Regions from separate parts of the Homo sapiens genome. Here all the other regions are linked to region 1. A link is an interaction called in ENCODE POLR2A ChIA-PET data of the cell type or tissue named here. Cell type or tissue: GM12878. All regions are shown on one strand.

Evidence for each region. Peaks named below come from ENCODE experiments on the same cell type or tissue, not always from the same donor. Only the 100,000 strongest peaks of a DNase experiment are listed, where the experiment ranks them.
Region 2: POLR2A ChIA-PET joins it to region 1 with 7 read pairs; 9 of 35 experiments call an interaction of 5 or more read pairs at or near these places.
Region 3: POLR2A ChIA-PET joins it to region 1 with 6 read pairs; 10 of 35 experiments call an interaction of 5 or more read pairs at or near these places.

The regions. Positions count from the first base shown.
Region 1 is chr5:95,948,730-95,951,229 of GRCh38, forward strand. All of the region lies in intron 1 of ELL2 (elongation factor for RNA polymerase II 2), which reads right to left. Among named protein-coding and RNA genes, the nearest start is that of ELL2, 12 kb to the right of the region's middle. In GM12878, no CTCF peak of the experiment used is centred here; a DNase peak (open chromatin) is centred at 1,339; H3K4me3 peaks cover 729 bases; H3K27ac peaks cover 1,510 bases.
Region 2 is chr5:95,868,127-95,870,626 of GRCh38, forward strand. The region is part of intron 1 of LOC105379091 (a long non-coding RNA gene); the gene reads left to right. Among named protein-coding and RNA genes, the nearest start is that of LINC01554, 17 kb to the left of the region's middle. In GM12878, no CTCF peak of the experiment used is centred here; DNase peaks (open chromatin) are centred at 1,475, 2,215 and 2,285; H3K4me3 peaks cover 523 bases; H3K27ac peaks cover 2,041 bases.
Region 3 is chr5:95,879,658-95,882,157 of GRCh38, forward strand. It overlaps LOC105379091 (a long non-coding RNA gene), which reads left to right. Exons shown (of 3, transcript XR_001742813.2): 3 at 1-1,949. Among named protein-coding and RNA genes, the nearest start is that of LINC01554, 29 kb to the left of the region's middle. In GM12878, no CTCF peak of the experiment used is centred here; no DNase peak of the experiment used is centred here; H3K27me3 peaks cover 144 bases.

The sequences.
Region 1 (2,500 bases):
TTCACCAAGTAGCTCTTCTGAAAATCAAGTTACTCTAGGGCTTAAGGGAATAGTATTTGAGCTATAAGTAAGAGAGTTATCTTGTATCTATTTCCAACCAAGAACACAAAGGCAGATTGTAATTGGCTAGGGAAACTCCTTCAACAACCTGATAAAAGTGATGGTTTGCAGTCAAAAGATTCTGTCAAATTTTAGTACTTTCACTGCTCTTAGAAGCTCCTTGAATTTACCCTTTATACCTCTTATGAAATGTTGGGCATTCCTAAGCACAGAATAGTAGTATAGGCAATGCTAAAATGCTCTTAAGTTTGGTTATACTCTTGACATCTGCATTTACAAGCCAATGCTACTGCAACAAGAATTGCTCTATGACCAAAGAGATCTATGTACACTTATTTCCAGGGACTATTCCTCACAATATATCAGAACTATAAAAGTAATATATAATTTACTGAGTCATTTTCCTAAGAAATATTCATTTTCCTAAGGAATATTAATTCTGACATGATTCCTTTGGGGTGGGAGAAGAGCACAGCTGTTTTTTTGGAGTTGAATAAAAAAGTTATCCTATAAAGGTAGTTTATAACCATCTCTTGATTATTTACATATTGCTTACCCATGTAAACAAATTAAATGTGTGGTTACCTTTCCCTTATCAACAACTGTCAGTTTTACAAATATACAAGCAAGAAATAGCATTCTGGGCCTAGAAAATAACAATATTTCTAAAAAATATTATAGAGATCTTTCCAACTTTATTCTTTAAGGTTAGAGATGTTTTTGAGACACCTTTAGCTTCCCTTTTGAACCCATCATGGAACTTTGAGTTAACTAAAGGTTAACTCTTGAATTATTCTTTACTTAATTCAAGAATTCTTAAATTATTTGAAATCAATCAGCAAGTATTTATTAAATACTTGGTATCTACCTTTGTATCTAAGCTGCATTATAAGCCATGATAAAGATACTGCAAAAAAAAAAAAAAAATTCCAATGTCAAATATAATTTTGGAACTTTGCCCAAAACAAAAAAACTTTCTATAAGTGGTGATGGTTCAAGTGAGTACTTAAAGTGGATTGTTTAAAGAAACAGTTTTAGCTAACCAGTTACTATTTGAGCGTTTACAATGTGTCAGGCACTATCCATTTTTACTACCACCTCTGGGAATTCTCAGAAGCACCCTTGTGGGGTAGATACTATTATTCTCATTTCTCAGGTAAGTTCTGTGAATTACTGAAGGCTACATGGCTAATAAGTGACCTGGGGCTCAGAACTGTGCTCTTATTCAGCATTTTATATAGTTAGTCTTTCCTGCCCCTCTTCAACAATAGTAATATGAAATTTGAAACTGAAAGCCAGAGAATTAAGAATCACTTTTTTGGTTTTGCACTATGGCAGAAGGAAAATACCAGACAATTTGAGAACTTGTTTTTACTTGCACTAGTAAAAAGTAAATAAGTAGACATGCTTTTCCCTGGGATGCAACTTGGATAAAATAGATCATCTTTCTTTCCCCCTATGCTATTTAAGAACTGGTAGTAATGATTCTTTTGTTCAAGAGTCACTTTTTTCTTTGTTCTTTAAGACATCATCTGATAGAGAACCCAAAGAAGACTATTTAATAATTATATTTTAACCACTGTAATAAAAAATGTCTAGGCAAGGAGAGAGGAGGAAGAAAGAAAATTGGAGTTAAAAGCAGAAAATAGCACAAGAAATCAGACAGTTGATCCTGAAGAAATAAAATACACTCAGCTCTTGTTAAAAGCCAATAATATGCTTAGAATAATACATGATATGAAATTTAGAAATAATCCAAAACTACTTTAAAAAATGGTATCTCCTTCTTTGCCTCAAACCTTTTATTAGATGCCAAAAAGAAAGTCATTAAGCTTCACAAAACCAATCTAGTATTTTTCCCTGTGAGTCAATGTAACCTTAGATTCAAAAGAAATTCCTTTTCTGCAGATTTGGAAGAACCAGATTAAAGAACATATGAAGTAAAGAATAATTTCTTTCTAGCCACTACAGCATGGAAAGAGTGAAATATAAGGGATTATCAAAACCAACATCTATTTAGCACAATCCTTGTTTTGAAAGATAGCTTCTAGAAAATGGTGGCTATCTGATACATGCCAAGTTTTATTTATATATATATATGTATGTATGTATGTGTATATATATATATATATATATATATATATATATATATATATATATATATAAAATCTTCATATATATGGTTGTCTTAAATCTTAGGATTTCAAATAGCTCTTGAACATGGAAGGCAAAAATCTAAACCAAACAACCAGCCAAAAAGTTAGTTACTGTGAACCAGCCTTTAAATCAACAACACTTGGCCAGGCATGGTGGCTCACACCTGTAATCCCAGCACTTTGGGAGGCCGACGTGGGTGGATCACAAGGTCAGGATATCGAGACCATCCTGGCTAACATGGTGAAACCCTGTTTCTACTAAAAATACAAAAAATTAGCCAGGC
Region 2 (2,500 bases), 81 kb before region 1:
GTAATCCCAGCTACTTGGGAGGCTGAGGCAGGACAATTGCTTGAATTCAGGAGGCGGAGATTGCAGTGAGCCGAGATCGCGCCACTGAACTCCAGCCTGGGAAACAGAGACTCAGTCTCAAAAAAAAGTAGAGCCTCTCACCTCCCTCTTTCTTCCTTCTTGCTGCTTCTCTTGCCATGTGATCTCTGCACCTGTTGGTTCCCCACTGCCTTTTGCCTTCAGTGAAAGCAACCTGAGGCCCTCACAAGGAGCAGATGTTGGCACCATGCTTCTTATACAGCCCACAGAACCATGAGTCAATTAAACCTCTTTTCCTTATGAATTACCCAGACTTAGATTTTTTTTTATAGCAACACAAATGGACTAAGACAGTTACCTGCCTTCTTAATTGAAAAAATTGCTAAATTTTAGTTACAGGTTAGTGAAAACAAATAAGTGGGTCTTTCCCCATCCAAGTTTATAGAACCTTGGAATTCTATCCAAGAGCCCCTTGGGTGTCTGCAGACCTCAAAGTCAGCTCCTCTGCCAGGATGGCTTCTTTGCTACTGGCCCAAAGGACAATCACAAGAACTAAAAAGAACAGTATCACCTGTACCTTCCTGGTATATCTGCTTATAAAACCCAAATTTCACAGCTTGTCCCCAACTGGCAGGCTTCTATAGCATAAGCTTAATGGCAAGAAATGATAAAATTCATGTGAGATCTACAGCCAATGTATATTTGCTTTGTGTTTTTGCTAAAGTGACCAGATATTTCTACAACAGATAGTCATGGCTTTAGACTATTTGTCAAAATAAACTTTTAGAGTTGTCTTGACTTTGATGCCTTCTAGGCCCCTTGAGGGAAGCTGAGAAGGCAAGTACAAAAGTGGGCTAACAGCTACATAAAAATAAGCTAAGGCCCACATCAAGATGTGGTGTGAGGCTGGGCATGGTGGCTCACGCCTGCAATCCCAACACTTTGGGAGGCTGAGGCCAGGAGTTCAAGACCAGCCTTGGCAACATAGCGAGACCTGCTCCCTCAAAAAAACAAAACAAAACAAAACAAAACTGGGCATGGTGGCACACACCTGTAATTCCAGCTACTTGGGAGGCTGAGGTGGGAGGATCACCTGAGGTCAGGTGTTTGAGACCAGCCTGGCCAACATGGTGAAACCCCAGCTCTACTAAAAATACAAAAAAATTAGCCAGGCATGGTGGCATGCACCTGTAGGCAGGAGGATCGCTTGAACTCAGGAAGTGGAGGTTGCAGTGATCCGACATCATGCCACTGCACTCCAGCCTGGGTGACAGAGCAAAACTCTGTCTCCAAAAAAAGAAAAAAAAAAAAAAAGAAAGAAAAGAAATAAAGAATGAAAAGTGGCATGAGAGTAGGAGCAGAAAGAGGCAAGAAATATTTGGGCTCAGGCACCAAAATAAGCCCAGGCTAAACCAAGTTTCACAAAACTTCATCCCCCAGCCCCAAGCCTGGGGAACCACAGTGTGGGCACAGTGAACACGTTTGCAGCCACTTCCTCAGCATGAGCTGAGATACCACATAAGAAGAAATCAAAACAAAACCTACCTCTTTTTTTTTTTTGGCTTGAGGGAGCTAGTTTTATTTTAGGGGCTAAAAAGAGGAAAAGGATGTACTGATTTCCACAGTTAGGCAGTATCTGTACAGAATGTTTTAAGAAAGCAAAGAAGTTTAATAGGTGTTAGAAATAGTATGCTTTAACCTTTTCAAGTGGCATGGGTTTTAATTTTGGCATAACTTTTAAAGGAGACATTGCTATCTTTTTTTTCTTTTAATGTGTACAACTTATGCAGTAAATTATAAGGGTGTTGGCCAACACATTTTATATATATACATATATATTTGTGTAAAATATATATATGTAAATATTTTTCTGTTTTTGTTCTATTAGCTAATACATACAAAGAAGCTAGATACAAAAGCATCACTTCTAGAAAATAAAGGATACTAAACCAAAAAGATGATACAGCAGTGCTCATGCTTCCTTAGTTGTTTGTTGTTGAGTCACTTACATGGTTTTTCCAGACAAATGTCTGAGGGAACTATACCTGCTTTGATAAGGGTTGAGTCAAAAGTAGATGAAGGAACTGCTATGAATAGAAAAAAGGAAACTCAAGCTGCTGGTAAGCTTAGGAAATGTGGAAATGAGATCATATTCAGAGAACAAATTTACTTTTAGTTTTGAAATAACCCCTTCTCTGAATGGGTAAGTTCTATGTAGTCCAGCCTGTGGAAAATACTCAGTGATTAAGGGGCTGCCAGTGGCTATGGGAAATGGACTTGGTTGGCTTCTACTGGAGGTGGGGGTTTGCTGCTCCTCCTGAGAAATGGGGCTGCTAAGGAAAGGAGTCAGCTCTGCAGGTCAGGCCCACGGATTCTCAGTGTTCAATGCCATGTGCTTCACAACAGTCTGAGTGTGACATTCTCAGTGTTGCTTTTGATTTCTATGTTTCTGAGAAGCAGTTAGTCTCACATTGATCTCAGC
Region 3 (2,500 bases), 69 kb before region 1:
CTGATTGGTCTATGACTGGGGTGGGAGTGTGGGTGAGCGACCAGATGGGACACCTCGAGTTGGCATGTTGGTATGATCATTTTTAAATGGGCAGTAAGCTTACTAGCTTCTTGCCTGAAGTGACGGCAGTATGCTATTGGAGGCAGATGCTGAAGGCCACTGCAAGGGCCAGCCATAGGAGAGGTCAGAGGAGTCCGAGGCAACCAGGGTGGGCTTTGACAATGCCCAAAGGAAACCAAGGCCAAGGACTTCAAAGCTGTCATTCAATCAGCCCTCTCATGCTCCTTGTCTCTCCTCCCTACCTTCCCACCCTTTCATCCTGGGAAATGCTGGGTGGTGGGAGGAGTGGGGAGGATGGCAAAAAGCACTTGGCTTCCAGACTAAAGCAGGCCTAAGCTGGACGAGGGGAGAATATTCAGTTCTAAATGTATTTCAGAACTGTGGCTGTTACATGACTGGACTTGTGAGTTACTGAAATGAGGCCCTTGCTAAAAGTGAATACAGGACTTATTTAAAAGTAGCTGTCTCTGAGGAATTCTGGGAACCGCCAGAAATTTCATCTCTGAAGGCAAACAGCCCCCAAAAAGTGGATTTGTAGGGACACACATGACAATCGCTGTTGCTTTATGATTGTCCCTCATGGTCAATGTGACAGTGTTTAAACTTCACAGGCATTATCCTACATTACCAGGGATGAAAGAAAGAAGATCTAGGGGTTTAGGCAAATTGCCCTGGGTCAAAGGTAGGTGAATGTCACAACTGGAACTCAGGCCCAGGGTAGAGAACTCCATGTTCCGTTCTTTCCCCCAATACCACAAAGCATTTTCTATCCTCCCCAATTTTTCATGCTTTTAGGTCCCTATTTCTGACCTGGCCTTGTCACCATCTATATGTCAGGTCATTTTTAACCAAAGACAAGGGGAAAATGGTAAGATGTGCATGCTAACAGAAGAGGGGAGCCAGGGTCATTCACTCAGTCAAGAGGAGGGAGTGAAGAGAAGGGAGGAGCAGGTGGGGAGGGTGAGTTAAGGAAGGGAGGGGTGGATGATAATTGGCTACCACAGCAATAAAGATTTGTCAACAGGGGCAGAGAAAGAGGAGGGAAGGAGGAGGGTGGAGAAAAAGGTGGCTTTGCTGACGGTCCCTAGTGTCCCCTTACAGCTGTTCTCAGCTGCAGAGTTCTGAAGCTCAGGTGGCCACGAGACCCCTAGAGACCCTCCTGGCACTCCTTTGACAAGGCTGATTTAAATGAACTCTATCCTTGGGAGGAGAAGGAAAAACTTACAGGTGTAAGAAAGAGTGATTTTCACAGCAGCCTTTTATCCAAAGCATCTTACCTGTAACGAACAACCCCCTCTAGTAACTAGGTGGCAAGAAGCACTTAGGCTTCCAGACAAAAACGCTCTTTTAAAAACTGTCCTCTATAAAGACAACTGGAAAAGAGAATAGAGAGAATATTCAAAGTTCAGCTCAAGTTGAGAACAAATGCATCAGCACTGTGTCTAAGTTACTGGTAGCCAAGATGCCAAGAGAAGCTAATGTGGGACTTGAAAAGATTCACAGAGGGCCGGGCGTGGTGGCTCATGCCAGTGCTGCTAATCCCAGCACTTTGGGAGGCCAAGGTGGGCAGATCACGAGGTCAGGAGTTCAAGACCAGTGTGGCCAACATAGTGAAACCCCGTCTCTACTAAAAACACAAAAAATTAGCCGGGTATGGTGATGTGTGCCTGTAATCCCAGCTACTCAGGAGGCTGAGGCAGGAGAATCGCATGAACCCGGGAGGCGGAGGTTGCAGGGAGCTGAGATCGTGCCACTGCACTCCAGCCTGGGCAACAGAACGAGACTCCCTCTTAAAAAAAAAAAAAAAAAAAGATTCACAGGAAAAAAAAAGTATTTCATAGAGAAATCTGATTTTTGATAGAGAAATCAATAGCAGAGCTTTTAAAATGTTCTGGGCTGTGTCCATTTACCGGGGAGCTCAATCAATCACTCTTATGCAAAAATCTAAATTAACCTAATAGGGTTGTTCAGCTCTGACTGGTTGCTTTGCTACATATATTGCTACAGAACTTTCCACCTCTGAATAAAAGATGGAAAGAAATAATTTTAAAGTATCCAATAAAAATACATATAGTAAACTTATGAGGTGCCAGACACCTCTCTACGTATGTGTCAGCCCAGCAACCTCCAAGGCAGGTACTATCCTGTTCATGATGGGAAACAGAGGATCTGGGGCTTTATAAACATGCCCACAGTCTGTGGCTTGTGAGTGGCACAACAGGACTCTAAGCCAGGCTGTCTGGCAAGACTCCTTGCTCTGAAGCCCTGTGCCCGCTGCTTGTGCTCTGGCACAGCTTGCCTGGCACTTTACCACTCCTTGTCTTCGTATCATTTTTTGGAAGTGGCTGCTGGGCTGTTCTCGGCACCACCTAGGAAGAGTGTGTAAGCTCCTGGGGTCCCATCCTGCCTTCCCACGTGCTGTCACTTAGACGTCTTCATT